Linked DNA regions of Homo sapiens: region 1 is linked to region 2. A link is an interaction called in ENCODE POLR2A ChIA-PET data of the cell type or tissue named here. Cell type or tissue: PC-9. All regions are shown on one strand. Each heading gives the region's core, and the rest is flanking DNA. Links, peaks and the distances in the headings are about the cores only. Region 1 overlaps COBL (cordon-bleu WH2 repeat protein). Region 2 has its middle 22 kb from the start of COBL.

The links. ChIA-PET counts read pairs that join two places held together with the same protein. Peaks named below come from ENCODE experiments on the same cell type or tissue, not always from the same donor. Only the 100,000 strongest peaks of a DNase experiment are listed, where the experiment ranks them.
Region 1: POLR2A ChIA-PET joins it to region 2 with 6 read pairs; 3 of 35 experiments call an interaction of 5 or more read pairs at or near these places.

What each region holds. Positions count from the first base shown.
Region 1 is chr7:51,247,670-51,256,482 of GRCh38, forward strand. The region is part of intron 1 of COBL (cordon-bleu WH2 repeat protein); the gene reads right to left. Among named protein-coding and RNA genes, the nearest start is that of COBL, 65 kb to the right of the region's middle. In PC-9, for the core only: a CTCF peak has its summit at 5,706 (motif pointing right); DNase peaks (open chromatin) are centred at 1,702 and 3,822.
Region 2 is chr7:51,334,804-51,343,616 of GRCh38, forward strand. No RefSeq gene overlaps it. Among named protein-coding and RNA genes, the nearest start is that of COBL, 22 kb to the left of the region's middle. In PC-9, for the core only: no CTCF peak of the experiment used is centred there; a DNase peak (open chromatin) is centred at 5,808; H3K27ac peaks cover 2,244 bases.

The DNA of each region.
Region 1 (8,813 bases), core at 1,146-6,145, 89 kb before region 2:
AGTGATCTTTAGAAGGTCTGCATCACTCCAGCAAACAGTGGCCAGGCTGGTTCTTGCCATATTCGACCCTATTGAAATTATCCTAAGGCAGACCAATCAGCTGAGTTACTGCTGAAAGAAGACGCCAAAGGGTTATTCTACTTAAGTTAAAAATAAATAAACAACAAACACAAGGCCAGGCGCAATGGCTCATGTCTGTAATTCCAGCACTGTAATCCCTGCACTTTGGGAGGCTGAGGTGGTGGATCACTTGAGGTCAGGAGTTCAAGACCAGCCTGGCCAACATGGTGAAACCCCCGTCTCTACTAAACATACAAAAGTTAGCTGGGCATGGTGGTGCACGCCTATAATCCCACCTACTCGGGAGGCTGAGGTGGGAGAATTGTCTGAGTCAGGGAGGGGGAGGCTGCAGTGAGCCGAGATCACGCCACTACACTCAAGCCCAGGCGACAGAGCAAAACAGGCTTTGCACACAGAATTGTAACACAGAGTCTACCACTTTGAGGCACAAAAGATAAGAGTTTAATATAAAGAATTTTCCTCCTACTGTGCATCCGTGGTTATGAAACGATTCATATCATAAAACTTACATATAAAATAATATTGCTCTATCTCGTTGATTTAGAATATGAAATAAGAGATACGATTTTATGGGGAAGACTACACTTAATTGGAAGGGAAGAGAAGAACAGCAAAATGTCCCGACCATGGGCTTTGCAGTTCCTCAAGGAGACACCAGCAAGACACTTCAGAAGACCCCAGGAACCACAGCCAGCCCCCTAAAAAAAACTGTCAGACGATCCATTGGTTCTTGTTATTCAACCTCACATTCAGTTGGATGGTACAAGACGGAGGATAGGGGTCTAAAAATGTGTATTTTGAGTGCATGTAAATTACACAAGTGGTAAATTACTCCCCATTTTACAAATAGGACACAAATGATTCTTTGGAGATTATTTTCTAATGGCACAAAATGTCTTTGGTTTATATCAGTTTTAACACTCCTCAATCTACCCAGTCTTTGTAAATATCTAAATACAAATCATTTTAATTTAAAAGAACTAGGAAATATATTTTAACAACAAAATTTTAAAAAATAAAAATGAAAGATGCCTCAGACAGAATAATGGGCATAGGCACAACAATGTTGCCTAGTGATTAAATTTTTAAGGAGAAAATTATTCAGTCATCCCCAAAGCTACAAAAGTACCTCAGATACAAATTTATTCAGGGATAACTTTACAATCTTTATCGTCTGAACAAAAATTTACTTTTTCTAAGCCCATTATGTAATTAAGATTTGGAAAAGATACTGAGATAAACCAGGTTAAGACCCATTCTGAACATATCTTTTTCTAAAACAGACATAGTATAATTTATTTATCCAAGTCTGCATATATACCTATTAAATATGTTTAAATGATGGAACTTTTGAACCCATTTGTGAATCTCTTGTCTCTCAGAACTCCTGTGTATCAGATCCAGATGAATGGTGTTCAAGGCAAGGCTATCTGTGACCTGTGGTGAGTGAGGGGGCCCCCATCCAGGGAACTATCCATTAGGTGACATGAGGACGTGCAACCCCAAAACAGAATCCTTGAAAGGGAAGGCAATGAGGTGAACACAACAAACAGACACAGAAAATCTATTGCTTAACCCTAAGCATGAAACATTCCTGGAAATCTCTCATCATCCTTCCCACAGGACATATGCCTGGAAAGGTGAGCGTGAAACCATTCTCACAGGATGAGTCATGTCTGAGATGAGGGCAGAGCATGGAATCCAGAAATGGACATGTCTTCCTAAATCCTTCAAAGATAGATTAGACAAGGAAAGATTCCAATGTCACTCCTTCTAATTACATTTTTATTAACATAATAAATTTTGTAACTTCTCTTCTCCAAGCAGAGAATACCCACATTTCTTCGTAATCACCTTTGTTCTGATTTGACACCTTCCTTTTACTTTTGCTCCTCAATAAAAGCTTTATTTTTCCACTTTCACCACCCTACAATTCTTCTGTTGATCAGAATAACAACTGGATTACCAGACAATGCTGCCAGGAGCCACCAGACCTAAACTGGGCACAGAGGCTCACATTCAAACCCTCTGCAGAGCTGGCTGTGAAAACTGAACCAGGAACTGGCTTGAAGAAGAACATTTTTCAAACACCTGTAATCCCAGCACTTTGAGAGGTTGAGGCGGGCAGATCATTTGAGGCCAGGAGTTCGAGACCAGCCTGGCCAATGTGGGGAAACCCTGTCTCTACTAAAAATACAAAAATTAGCCAGGTGTGGTGGCGCTTGCTTGTAATCCCAGCTACTCAGGAGGCTGAGGCAGGAGAATTACTAGAACCCGGGAGGTGGAGGTTACAGTAAGCCAAGATCGCACCACTGCACTCCAGCCTGGGCAACACAGTGAGACTCCATTTCAAAAAAAAAAAGAAGAAAGAAAATACAGAGTAGACACTCCCTTGACAAACCTCCACCAGCTGGCCAGCCTGGTAATCACAGCTCTGCCCTCTTTCTGATGGGCCTGTGTCCACCCCGCACCAAACAGCCTTGCAGCCAGAAAGTGACTGGTACACACTCAGAGAACTCATCCTACAAGGTGGCCTTTACAATTCCCAAAGCATAGAAGTCTTGCTCACCAATTTATTACTGCCAGTTGCCTATGCTATTATAATTATAAAATGTAATTAAATATTATGTAAACTGATGAAATTAAAGTTTGAAAATAAAAATAGTTGATGGTTCCAAGAAAACTTTGTAAAATGCTGTGGACAAATTTTATAAAGGCTATCTTTATTTTTAAAAAATATTATTTAATTGAGTGTGGGCAAGAAAACTGAAAATGACAGAGTGGGAGGAATTATAAAAATACAGAGGCATTTACTTCTCAAATTTGTGTGCAAGTATCTTTTATTGTCCAGGTACTTTTAAAAAACAAACTGAAATTTCTAGTTCATATATTACTAAAATGGTTTACGAAGTTGTCCTTGAACCTTAAACATTGGACCCATATGGCTAAGCCATCATAAATAAAATAACTAAGGTATTATGTAAGCTGGAAAAAGGTGGCAGTCCTTCACACACAAAGCTATGGATGCACAGCTTGCTGAGTGACAATGGGCTGGATTTCAGTCCCTCTTGCTCCCTTGACTGGGAACCCTTATGCTGGAAGGCCCAAAAGACTGATACAGCAGCTCTGCCCACACGCAAAAGAGGGGCCTCAGCCACATCAAAGAATTGGCCAATAAACATACCTCTAAGTTTTCATTAAAATAACTAAGGTATTACTTGTTATATTTTATGGTTCCCTGCTTTAAATTACTATTGAAAATAATTGACCTATTTGTGATGATTTTTACAGTGCTATTAAATCTACTTAATGATAATCATATTCTAATAATAGATAACAGTATACATTCTAAATTTTAAATAGTAACATCTCGAGCAGCAACTGTTAAAGGTCACCTGAGTGGCAGAGGACCGGGGTCGAACCTGCAAATTAGAACACGTAAAATATACTAAGAAAAGGACACCAAGAGAATGTATATGACATGCCAGGTATTTTGCTTCCTGTAAACTACATAGCTATTAACTCTAGGAGCTCAAAGAACAAAATATATCCAACACGATATTAGCTCATAATATTCCAGGGGTGAAGGCTGAATGTTAACAACTTTGTGTTACAGGGAACTTGTTGGTGAGAGAGGATTCTGTGCTGTCGTTTCAGGACGCTGCCAGCTATACAAAGGTGTGACAACTTAAACCACCCATGTGTGATCATTCTCAAATGACCTCTGCCGAATGACTCATACAAAGCTGCTCCTAGCTTACAAAAGTTTAGATTTGCTTAGAATTTATTTCTAGCACTAGTTATCAAGATTTAGATCCATATCAAGATCCTTGAAGGCAGGGATCATATCTCTAAGTTATATTGCATTCTCTATCCTTCAGAGATTATTGCCTGGCATGGACATCAATGTTTACTGTCCCCACTGCATGCCCAGATCACAGTACCAGACATACGGTGTACACTCAACCAATATCTGTCAGATTGAACACACAGTGATGAGAAGCAACTGAAATTTTCAAGCCTAAAAAAATGTTGAAAGATTGGTACAATGAACTACCCTCAAACTACTCCATGATCCATTTTCCCTTTCTATGCATACTTGCATGTGTATACACACACACACACACAACCATTTTTGCTTTCTGAATTATTTGAAAGTTGCTGAAAAAACAGTTCTGCACTCTAAAGTCCTTTAGCACATGTCTCCTAAGAGTAAGAGCAGTCTCTACATAAGCTCAATACCTTTATCACAGCTAAGAAAATAGGATCCTACATATAATTCAAACACAAACTTCCTCGATGTCCTTATGTGCTCTTTTACAGCTTTTTTTTTCAATCCAGGATACAATCAAGGTTCGTGCACTGCATTTCATTATTAGATCTCTTTAGAACACTCTCCCCTGTGCTTTTGTTTTGTTTTCATGACACTGGCTTTTTAAAAACAGGCTTATTGAGATATAATTCACACACCATATAATTTGCCCATTTACATTGTACAATTCAATATATTGTACATGTTTTTCATATATTCACTGAGTTGCGGGACCATCACCACAATTTTAGACTCTTTTTATCATCCCCAAAGGAAATCCCAAACCCATTAGCATCAGCAGTCACCCCCTTTTTTTCTTCCAATCTCCCCAGCCCTAGACAACCACTGATCCAGTATTAATACTTTGCATCTCTATGGATTTGCCTGTTCTGGACATTTCACATAAGTGAAATCATACAATACGCATGCTCTGTGACTGGCTTCTTTCACTTAGCCTAATGTTTTGAAGGTTCTGAGTTCTCTGAGGAGACTTCACTGCAGCTGTTTTGAAAAAGACTCTCAATTTGTTCAACTGTTTCTTCATAATTCAGATTAAAAGCTTTTTGGGGCAAGAACACTACAGAGGAGTACAGGTGATTTCTCCTAGCATTATACAAGGGTATAATATTGGCACATAGTATCAGGTTGTCCCCAGCAGGAGGGGTTCAATTTAAGCAGTAGGTTAAGAGGCTGGCCTCTAGATTATTCCAATGTAATGGTTTTTTTCTCTTTTATAAGTAGTAATCTGTGAGATAATATTTGAGAACGCATAAATATCTCATTCTCCAACAATCTTTCACCCGGTGATTTTAGCACTCAAACATGATTCTTGCCCAGGTCAAGGTTGCAAAATGATGATTTTTAAAATGCATAATTTTAGCCAGGCACAGTGGTTCACGCCTGTAATCGCAGCACCTTGGGAGGCCGAGGCGGGCAGATCACCTGAGGTCAGGAGTTCGAGACCAGACTGCTCAACATGACAAAACCCCGTCTCTACTAAAAAATACAAAAATTACCCAGTCATGGTGGCGGGCACCTGTGATCCCAGCTACTCAAGAGGCTGAGGCAGGACAACTGCTTGAACCCAGGAGGCGGAGGTTGCAGTAAGCCGAGATGGGGCCACTGCACTCCAGTCTGGGCAACAGACTCCGTCTCAAAAAAATAATAAATAAATAAATAAAATGCATTATTTCTTCTGAATTTATTAAGGTGACATTCTCTCTATTTGAGTAACACTTCAGACTCCTGAATCTTTTAATATATTACAATCTATTAATACGATTACTCTTGCCAGCAGGAGGCCCTGCAAGCCTACTCCTGGGTTTGTTTTGATGTACTCCACAGGCCTTTGAACACCTTCTTGCTTTCTAGCACAAGATACCCCAGGCACAACCTTGTCAAGATCTGTAATCAGCCATTTCTCCAAGGATCCATGTGGGAAACTGTAGTTAATGTAACTATTGGAAAGGTATCATTGCTATTTATTTTGTATTTCTAATTATAGAGAGAGTGAAAAGGAGAGTGAGAGAATTCACACTGCTTGTAGCCCTTCTTCCACAGTTAGAACTTCCATTCCCAATAACATCATTGTATTTTATTTTTTGTACCACCTACAATACCTACAAAATAATTTAAGAATTACAACACAACACCATTACCAACTATAATTGTACCAGATAAATCTCAACAGTTATTTGCCATTTCTTTTGTTCTTAAAATATGTTCCAATAAAGATATATGGTCAGAAAACTGTTCAAAATTATCAGAATTAAGTCTTTATTCTGGGCAGTTGTGTTATCAACTTTAGACAGTTAGATTCCTTTGTTTCTGTTTTTCAACTTTAAAATTTCCTTTTTCAATTTTGATGCTATTCTGTTTTCTGAATATATAAAAACTTGTGTAGTTCAAAATCAAAATTATATAAGCAAGCCATATTCAAAGAAATCTAATTCCTATTTTTATGTTGGATACCTCATTCCCACACATCCTCATTCTTCCTTTTTGAGTTGTTTTTTTTTTGTCAAAAGAAAGCAAATATGTGTTTATTCTTATTTTCTCTTCTTTCTTGCACAAAGATATATACCATAAACAATTTCCATGTCCCCTCTTCATTGACAATGATTACTGCAAATCACTCCATGTCAGCTCATAATGATTTTTCCCTTTCACTTTTATGGCTGATGTAAAGTGACCTTCATAGATGAGGCAAGACTGTGACCAACTGTTTTAGAAGAAAATGGAAGGATGAGAGGCGTATGACCTCCGATGATTATACTGTAGTCCTTCTGGTACAGAAGTATTATTTGTGCTAAACTGAGTCCTACATATAGACTTGTATATAAGGGAAAACACACTATTCACTTGCAACAAATAGACAAAAACTACTTTCAACATCAAATCTAAAACTGAACTAAACCAAACCAAAACAAATTGGCCAACATTCAAACAACATCCTGGTAATGTGCACATATACCCTTGTTATCTGTCTTCCTTCCCTCTCTTTCCATCCCCCATTTTTCCATCCTCTTTGAGGTACAGGTGGACCCCCAATCCTCTCCACCACTCTTCTCAATCAGATTCTAGAATGGTTGACTACCTAGAATTCTCTAGAAAGTGGCCTACTGAGTTCTTATGAGTCCAGCAGCCAAGATGCACTGATGTCTATGAACACCAGCTTTTTCATAAGCTCCACAGCCACCATCTGACCTCATGAAGGGGACTGCATAAGGTGAAAAACATCAACCCTTGGGCAGCTGATTTCAATTTGTGTTACATTTTCTCGTGATCTTCCTCAGACCTTATCAAAGGGCTGAATAAATGTGGTTGATGTACTGGTTTCTCAGTTGCTGATTACTATTTAAAAGCTCTAACAATACTTAAAAAGTTACATCTTATACCATGATTCAATCTCTATGTATCCCTCCCCACTCAATTAAAAAGTACGTTGTGGATAGTTCAAGCTGCTACCCAAACATATATTTCTGAAAGCTAAGTCACACTAAACACTAAATCACAGGATCCATGTGAAGCCTGAATCAATCTGAATATTTTACACTATTTCTGACCCTGCTTTGTAGAATATGCAAGCTTCCCTTGCGTATAAACAAACATTTAAAATACATGATGCAATTAAGAGAAGAATAATCCTAGCGACCTCCTTCAGCTGTTACAAAGATAAAATGAGGAACTGCTGCCCGAGGCACTGCTGGGCAGTGTCATCAGTGTTACTGTCAGAGACAGTAACATCCAACCCATTGTGTGACTCTTAAGATTCATTCTCTGGGAAACTCATCAACAACCACAATGCAGCCCTTCCTATATCTCCTCTTTATAAAATTATTAGGGACCAAACTAGAGAAACAATGTGGAACAGTATCCTCCAGGGCCTCCTTCACTTGCAGTGAGACCAGTTGTCTTTCATTCCCGCATCGTGTTCATCCCATGAGGGAGGGTCTGCATATTTGAGGGTCTGGAGGAACATGCTCAGAAGTTTGGCCAGGCCTGGGTTCACCCATGGAAGAGAACAAAGAAGGGGACTGAGCATACTCTAGCAATGACCAGTGGCACGACTAGGAAAGTTCTCTGCCGAGATCACTTCCTCCTGGCAAAAACAAGGGCTCCACAGGGCTTAGGGTAGAGAGCAGAGACTCACAATGAATCACGGGGCTGCAGTGAGCCAGGCACTCAGTGGTGTCACCTCAGGAGGTTCCGATGACCTCACATCAAGGTGGTGTGCCGATGCAGGAGCAATGCAGGCCCTGAATGTTGCCCCACCTGATGCGGCCACTCAGCTGACCGATGAGACTCCAGCCCAGCCCCTGCTTTGTCCCTTAGATTGTGCAGAGTTTGAGAAGCCCAGCTCCTGAGGGCAAGGCCAGATCTCACAACCAGAGGCCTGGGGACCCGGGCCAGCACCTAGCCTTCTCTCCACCAAAAGCTTGGTCTCTATTTTTACTCCTTGTTCTAACACACCCATGCTTAAAGGATTTCTGAAATGTGTTCTGGAATGCCGTGTGGCTCAGCTGAGACCCTGAATTCCATGTCACACTGTCGTAGCAGCTGCACTATCAAGCACAAGCACAAAGGCAGGAGTGTTTCCAGGCGGCCCACCCAAGACAGCAGTCCTTTAAATTGACTCCTCATCATATTGCCCTGGGTACTTTAGCTGGCAAAGAACAAATTAGCATTCTCAATCTATATATACTGTAGCACACTAAATAAAGGGCTGGAGCCGAGGCACAAAAGGTCAGGCCATGAAATTCCCTGCAGGAGCCCGGGTCCCACCATTCCACTCTCAGGCTCTTTGGAAAGCTGACTCCCAGGGCCACAAGCAAGTCTTTGTGTGTCAGGAGGGCCCACTGCTGGGGCTTTCAGTGCACACAATAACTCACAGGCTGTGTCCAATTTCAGAACACAACGA
Region 2 (8,813 bases), core at 2,700-7,699:
AGGAGGGGCCAAATACAACAACATATCCTTCACTTTAGAAGAAATATCTTGGCATGTTCCACACCACTGGATCCATAGAAGGCCCCTAAAGTTTCTTTCTCTCTCTCTCTTTTTTAACCATAAGGCTTCCTTGCAAAATAAATATTCATCAGATTTGTTTCCTACCCTCTGACACATAATCAAGGTAATGAACCAGGTCATATTTTGGAGAATGGAAAGGCTATCAAGATCCCTGCAAACTAAATTACGGCATAGGGCTGGGAGCTGAGCTAGAGCAGGGAAGGTGTGTTTCTGCCTTGCCAGCTGTAAGCAAACTGCTTCTGGTGGTCTTTAATAACAGGTAATGAGAAAAATCTGTCAGATCAGTAGCTCCATATCAGTACCAGGAGATGTGTTCATTTGCTCAAGCAGTGAAGCCACATCTGGTAGAGCAGCTGCAGTTGGAGTAACCACCTGCTTAAGCTTATGATTCATCCACTGTCATTCTCCAAGGCCCATCTGTCTTCTGTATAAGCCAAATAGGAGAGGTGAATGGGGATGAGGTGGGAATCACCACCTCTGCGTCTTTCAGGGTCTTGATGGTGGCACTAATTACTGCAGTCCTTGCAGGAATGTGTTATTGCTCTTAGACAGAGAGAGATAGTGTGTCGCTCTGTCACCTAGGCTGGAGTGCAGTGGTGCAGTCCATCTGAGCTGGGCTCAAGCAGCCTCCCGAGTAGCTGGGTCTACAGTTGTGCACCACCCAGCCTGGCTAATTTATTTATTTATATTTATTTATTTATGTATTTATTATTATTTTAGGTGGAGTCTTGCTCTGTCACCAGGCTGGAGAGCAGCGGCTGGATCTTGGCTCACTGCGAGCTCCGCCTCCCGGGTTCGCGCCATTCTCCTGCCTCACCCTCCCGAGTAGCTGGGACTACAGGCACCCGCCACCATGCCCAGCTAATTTTTTTATATTTTTAGTAGAGATGGGGTTTCACCGTGTTAGCCAGGATGGTCTCGACCTCCTGACCTCGTGATCTGCCCACCTCGGCCCTGCAAAGTGCTGGGATTACAGGCATGAGCCACCGCACCCAGCCGGCTAATTTATTTTTATTTTTACTGTAGAGATGGGGTCTCACTATGTTTCCCAGCCTGGGTGTTATTGCTTTTGATTTATTATTTTCCTAGGTAGAGGTGGTTTTAATGGCTTCACTTGGCTTCTCCCACCGTAATAGCGCTCACTCCAGAGGTCAGGAGACATATGCAGGGGTTTTGCCACCTGCTAAGTACATCTATTCCAATTCTCCATCTGGAACTGGGAAAGTAACCATAGGTTAGGTCCAGGGACCAAACTGGGTTCACTGTGAGATGGACCTGAGCTAAAACTCTACTAATCAGCTGACATCCGTAAGCCTCTACACTGACAGGTCGGCCACAGGGGTACATTTTGGCTCTCTCAGCATTAATGTTAGTTCAGAGCCAGTGTCCAGTAGTCCCCGAATTCTCCGATTATTTCCTTTTCCCCATTGTATAGTTATGCTAGTCTCTTTGGGTACTGAGAGAAAAATTAACAGTATAAATTTTCAGTAGTGAACTACGATCCTTCCTCAAGTGCATGTGGCTTCCCCTACATTCAAGGAGTTCTAGGTCTGTAAACTGGATCAAGTCTAGGAATTGACTGAAGGGCTCCAGATTTATCCTATGAATTAAATTAAATGAAAATCAAAGGTTGATTTAATATTCAAAATGCAGTCACTGCATTTCATCATATTAATAAAATGTTAAAAACCATATGATCATCTCAATGCAGAAAAAATGTGCTAACATTCAAGCATCCATTGCTGATCAAACAAACACTCAGCAAATCAGAAATAGAAGTCTACTTACTCAAGTTCATAAAGGACATTGATGAAAAACCTACAGTTCACATCATACTCAATGGTGAATGAATACTTTCTCCCTAGAATTATGAACTAGGCAATGATATTTGTTACTAGGCAATGATATTTGCCTAGTAACAACTTCTACTTAACAGTATGGTGGAGATTATAGCCACTCCAATAAGACAGTAAAAAGACATAAAAGGTATCCATATTGAAAAGTAACATATAAGACTGCCTTTATTCATACACAGGGTATACACAACTGTTTATGTAAAAAAATCTGACAAACTCTACAAGAAAAGCTACCAGTTTTAGCAAAATTGCAGAAAACAAGATTAATATCAAAATTTAATTTTATTTCTATAATATAGCAACAAACAAGAGAAAACTGAAATTCATAAGACAGTACTATTTAAAATAGCATAAGATATGATATATTAAGAGGTAGTAAATCTTACAGAAGATGTACACGACTTGAACACTGAAGGCTACAAAACATGTCTCAAGAGGAAATGAAGCAAGAGCCAAGTAAATGGAGACACACACCATGTTCAGGTCAGAAGACTAATATTACTAAAATGTCAATTTCCCCTCAATTTATGTATAGTTTCTCTGGAATTTCAATAGGTTTTCTTGTAGAAATTATATCTGGCCAGGTGTGGTGGCTCACACCTGTAATCCCAGCTACTCGGGAGGTTGAGGCAGGAGCATTGCTTGAACCTGGGAGACAGAGGTTGCAGTGAGCTGAGATCACACCATTGCACTTCAGCCTGGGTGACAAGAGTGAGACTTCCTCTCAAAAAAAAAAGAAAGAAAGAAAAGAAAAAGAAGGCTGGGCATGGTGGCTCACACCTGTAATCCCAGCACTTTGGGAGGCCGAGGCGGGTGGATCACCTGAGGTCAGGAGTTCGAGACCAGCCAGATCAACATGGCAAAACCCCATCTCTACCAAAAATACAAAAGTAGCCAGGCATGGTGGCACATGACTGTGATCCTAGCTACTTGGGAGGCTGAGGCAGAAGAATCACTTGATCCCGGGAGGCAGAGGTTGCAGTGAGCCGAGATAGCACCATTGCACTCTAGTCTGGGCAACAAGAGTGAAACTCTGTCTCAAAAAAAAAAAAAAGAAAGAAAGAAAAAGAAGAATAATGTTGGAGCTGACATTATCTGATCTCTAGACTTACCCTAAAGCTATAACCATCAAGAAATTTTGGTTAGCACACTGCACGAAGCATGCAATATTAGCATAAAGGTAGACAAATATATCAATGTCACAAAATAAAGAATCCAGAAGTAATCCTACACTTATAAAAAAACTGATTTTCAACAAATGGACAATTCAGTAGGGAAAGGATAGATTTTCAACAAATGGTGTGGGAACAAGTGAATATTCCAAATGAAAAAAAATTGACTTTGATTCTAATTTGTACAACATATAAAATTTAATTCAAAACAGATTATAGGCCTAAAATTATAAAGCTTCTAGAAGAAAACATAGAAGAAAAGTTTTATCACCTTGGATTAGACAAATATTTCTTAGATATGACACCAAAAATCCAATCCATAAAAAAGTTATAAATTTGACTTTATCAACATTTAAAAAATTCTGCTCATTGAAAGACCCTGCAGGATGAAATCACAAGCCACAGACTGGGATAAAATATTGGCAGTTCACATATCTGATAAAGGACTTGTATTCAGAATATATATATATATATATATATATATATATATAATATACACAAATACATATTATATATGTAATCATATTATATATGTAATCTCAAAACTGTTTAATAAGCAGAAATACAACCCAGTAAAAACACAGGTAAAAGATTTGAAGAGACATTTAACAAAAGGATATACTGATTGATAATAAGCAATGAAACGATGTTCAAAATCTTGTTAGTTGTTAGGGTAAAGTAAATTAAAGACAACAAAATGCTACCACACACCTATTAGAATAGCGAAAAATAGTGAGGCTGACCATATTAAGTGTTGGAGAGGTTGTGGAGGGACTACAACTATCATTCACTACTTGTGAGAATGTAAAATGATGCTACTTGGAGGACAGGTTGGAAGTTACTTCAATGTATTCAATATGCACTTACCATATGATCCAACATTCCACTGTTAGGTCTCTACCCATGAGAAAAGAAAGTATGTGTCTATACCCAGACTTATAGACCAATGTTCCAAGTAGACTTATTTGTAATGGCCCCAAACTGGAAACAACACAAGCGTACAGCGGGCAAATGGCAAAACTAATTATGGTATGTATATATGATGGATTACTACTTATCAATACACAAGAATTAGGCCAGGCACAGTGGCTCACACCTATAATCTCAGCACTTCGGGAGGCTGAGGTGAAAGGATCACTTGAGCCCAGGAGTTCAAGACCAGCCTGGGCAATATAGTGAGACCCTGTCTCCACAAAACAATAAAAAAATTAGCCAGGCATGCTAGTGTACCCCTGTAGGTCCTTGAGGCTTGGTGGGAGCCCCAACTTGGGGCTGAGGTTGGAGGATCACTTGAGCTCAGGAGTTAGAGGCTGCAGTGAGCTGTGATCTTGCCACTGCAATCCAGTATGGGTGACAGAGTGAGATGCTGTCTCAGTAAAAATAAATAAACAAGAATTAATTCTTTATATATGCAGCAACATAGAAGACCCTCCAAATAGTTCTACTGAGTGAAGGTAACCAGATATGGAGAGTACATGCTGGATAATCCCATTTTATAAAACTCTAGAAAATGCAAATTAATCTCTAGTGGCAGAAAGCAGATGAGTGTTTGCCTGGGGACTGCAGGTTCAGGAGGGATTGTAGCAAAGGGTGGGGAGGGAGCAATTCAAAGGGTAATGGATTGGGCATGATCTTGATTGCAGTGATGGTTTCATGGGTGTGAATGTATATCAAAACTTACCAACATAGGCTGGGCGCAGTGCTTCACATCTGTAATCCCAGCACTTTGGGAGGCCGAGGCGGGTGGATCACCTGAGGTCAGGAGTTCAAGACCGGCCTGACCAATATGGTAAAACCCCATCTCTGCTAAAAATATAAAAATTAGCTAGGTGTGGTGGCATGTGCCTGTAGTCCCAGCTACTCGGGAGGCTGAGACAGGATAATTGCTTGAACTCGGGAGGCAGAGGTTGCAGTGAGCCGAGATTGTGCCACTGCACTCCAGCCTGGGTGACAGAGTGAGATACTGTCTCAAAAATAAATAAATTTAAAAAAACAAAACAAAAAATAAAACAAAAAAGCTTACCAATGTGCACACTTGAAATATATGCAGTTCATTATATGTCAATTATACTTAAGTAAAACTGTTTTAAAAACACTCTATGAACTAAACCATATGTATCTGCAGGCCAAATATATCCCAAGCCACCTGTTTTCAATATCTGGGAGAGCAGGGTGCTGGAGATAAAGATGTCCAGTTTAGAAGTTATTGTTCCTCTAACTATAAGTCAAATCGTGTAACCCCCAAATGAAAGAACATGCAGGAAGGCTGGCTCTAACCGAAGCATGCTCTTCCACTCCATCTGACCTCCCATCATATTCCTGGACTCACCTGAACAATGATCCCTGGTACAGGGCTGATACCCTAGCTAAATACAAGCGTTAGGTTTAAACTACTTTTTAAAATATCTACTGTTTACTAAGGAAATCCACTGTTTACTCTTTATTAAGGTTCTTATCAAAGTCCGGACAGCCCTCTGTGGTCTACACACCTCCTGTGAGCTCAGAGAGTTCCATTCCTTATCTCTTAGTTGGTACCAAGCTCACACTTCCTTTTGATTTTTCAGGTATGCTGTGCTTAGTATTTATCACGCTATTCTTTTCATGCTATTTACTAAGAACGAACAGATCTGGGATTAGATCCAGGTGAGCTTCTTAGTGTCCCTGAGCTCCAGCGTCCTCAGTGTAAGATGAGGACAACACTCAAGGTGCACACAAAAATGGGAGGTGCAAAGGGGAGAGTTTCAGGCAGCGAGTGTGCATTCTTTAGTGATTAGTTGGACAAGTGGAATGCCTGGTGGTTTTCAAATCTTGTTATGTTTAAAAGTTTCATATGAGGCCAGGTGTGGTGGCTCACACCTGCAATCCCAGCACTTTGGGAGCCTAAGGCAGGCGGATTCACCTGAGGCCAGGAGTTGGAAACCAGCCTGGCCAACATGATGAAACCGCGTCTCTACTAAAAGTACAAAAATTAGCCGGGTGTGGTGGCAGACGCCTGTAGTCCCAGCTACTTGGGAGGCTCAGACAGGAGAATTGCTTGAACCTGGGAGGTGGAGATTGCAGTGAGCTGAGATCACGCCACTGCACTCCAGCCTGGGTGACAGAGCAAGGCTCTGCCTAACAACAACAACAACAATTGATATGAACTTAAGGCAAAATAAAAACCAACTTCATGCACCTTAGATGATATGGAGGAAAACAACTCAGTGGTTTGGAATTAGCGAAGCCCGAAGGTGAGGCACACTCTAACTCCTGACCTATGTTTCTTACCTGTCTTGTTGGGCTCTACCTCATAGGGGGTCTGTCTGGAGAGTACAGTCTACCAGTGTCCTATACCTCAGAATGCCTGTAAATGCGGGTAGGCACGATCCACTCCACTGACAGGCCGAATGAACAAAAAGGCAGAGGGAGGGCAAATTATCTCTCTCTCTGCTTAAGCTGGGACACCCATATTCTCTTTGCCTTGGACATCAGAGATCCTGGTTCTGGGGGCTTTGGACTCAAACTGACACTTAAACCATTGCCCCCCTTCTACCTTTTCTAAGGTTTTGGACTTGGACTGAAGCACACACCAGCTTTCCTGAGTCTGGCTTACAGACAGCACTTCTCAGCCTCCATAACCACAGGAGCCAGTATCTATAATAAATCAATCTCTCCTACACATGTGCGCGCGCGCACACACACACACACACACACATCTTCTATCAGCTCTGTTTCTCTGGAGAACTCTAAAACAGCTGGTGACTTTGGCCATCACTGCATGAAGACACATAAGCAACGAGAAAACCCTTTTCTCATCTCTCCTTTAGTGGGTTCTTGCTCCTAAGGCCCATCTCTCCTCCCACCCAGGGCTTTGCTCCTCCAATTCTGCCCCAATATCCCCCCGCCCATCAACATATTTTCTCTTTGTGCTGGATCACTCTCATCAGCAAACCAAGATGTTGGAATGGATTCCATCTTAATTATCCACTGGGGGCCCCCAGCCCCTCTGCATCTGCCAGAACCACCCTCCATGAAAGAGCTGCCCATGCCTGCTGCTTCCAGCGCCCACCTCCCCTTCTCTCTGGGGCCTTCTGCAGGCAGGCTCCCTGCCACAATCACCCGTGTCCTGCAAGTGGGCAAAGCAAATGCTGGTCAGTGCTTAGTCCTCTCCTTCTCTGCAGCCTTCTCTAAATGGCATGTGCTTAAAATGACACACATGTAACTCAGGCATTAAGGATAATATGAAGTAATACATTACACTTTTAATAACACAAAGTTTTAAAAGAACTAAATATAACTTTAAGATAGTTTTTACATTTAAAAATAACATTTTGAAATGTTTTTGAATAATTTCAGGCTTACAGACAAATTGCAAAAAAAAAAAAAAAAAAGCATAGAGAGTTCTTTTGCAGTCCTCCCCCAACATCCTCTCATGTTAATATCTTAAATAAACAATGACACCATTATCAAACCAGGAAATTGACATTGGTGCAACGCTAGTAATTAAATGACAGGTTTTTTTTTTCAGATGGAGTCTCGCTCTTGTTGCCTAGGCTGGAGTGCAGTGGCACGATCTTGGCTCACTGCAACATCCGCCCCCCAGGTTCAAGCGATTCTCCTGCCTCAGACTCCCAAGTAGCTGGAATTACAGGCGCCCGACACCATGCCCAGCTATTTTTTGTATTTTTAGTAGAGACAGGGTTTCACCATGTTGGCCAGGCTGGTCTCGAACCCCTGACCTCAGGTGATCCACCCACCTTGGCCTCCCAAAGTGCTGGGATTACAGGCGTGAGCCACCATGCCCAGCAAATGATAGAATTTACTGAAAAGCCACCAGTTTTCCTGCTGGTGTTCTGTGTTCCAGGATCCAAACTAGGGTCCCTCATTGACTTAGTTGTCCTGTCATCAGTATTTCCTCCAATCGGTGACAGCTCCTGTGGGTTTTTAGTTGTTTTTTTGCTTTTTTTTTTTTTTTTGAGATGCAGTCTCTCTCTGTTACCCAGGCTGGAGTGCAGTGGCACGATCTCAGCTCACTGCAGCCTCCGCCTCCCGGGTTCAAGTGATTCTTGTATCTCAGCCTCCCGAGTAGCTGGGATCACCAGCAGGAGCCACCACATCTGGCTAATTTTTTTGTATTTTTAGTAGAGACAGGGTCTCGCCATTTTTGCCAGGCAGGTCTCGAACTCCTGGCTTCAGGTGATCCACCCACCTTGGCCTCCCAAAATGCTGGTATTATAGGCATGAGCCACCGTGCCCAGCCTTTTGCTGTTGTTTTTTATAGACTGTTCTCAGTTCAGGTTTGTCTGATGTTTTCACCCAATTAGATGAAAGCATTTTTGGCAAAAATATCATAGACTTGTAAAATTTTTAAAGCTGTTTACACTGTAACAAACAACATTCTAAGTGTTTTGAAAAACACCTTGACTAACTTAAAATTCTCAATTATTTTCAAAGTAATTATTTCCTCCTCTATTTTACACATGAAGAAACTGGGAAGTTCAATAATTGTCAATGTTAAAGTGCACACAATTATTCCCAGGGTTGGAACTTCAGCCCCAGCACTCCACCTCAGCAGCCCACATATTTTTTTCCAAGCAGTGACTGTGTGTCAGGCTGGGACAGACTGCTGGGACCTCAAGGATGCAGTTCTGGGTAAAGGAAGATCTCTGACAAAGCTCTTTAAAAAGAGGTCAAAGAGGCCGGGTGCGATGGCTCATGCCTGTAA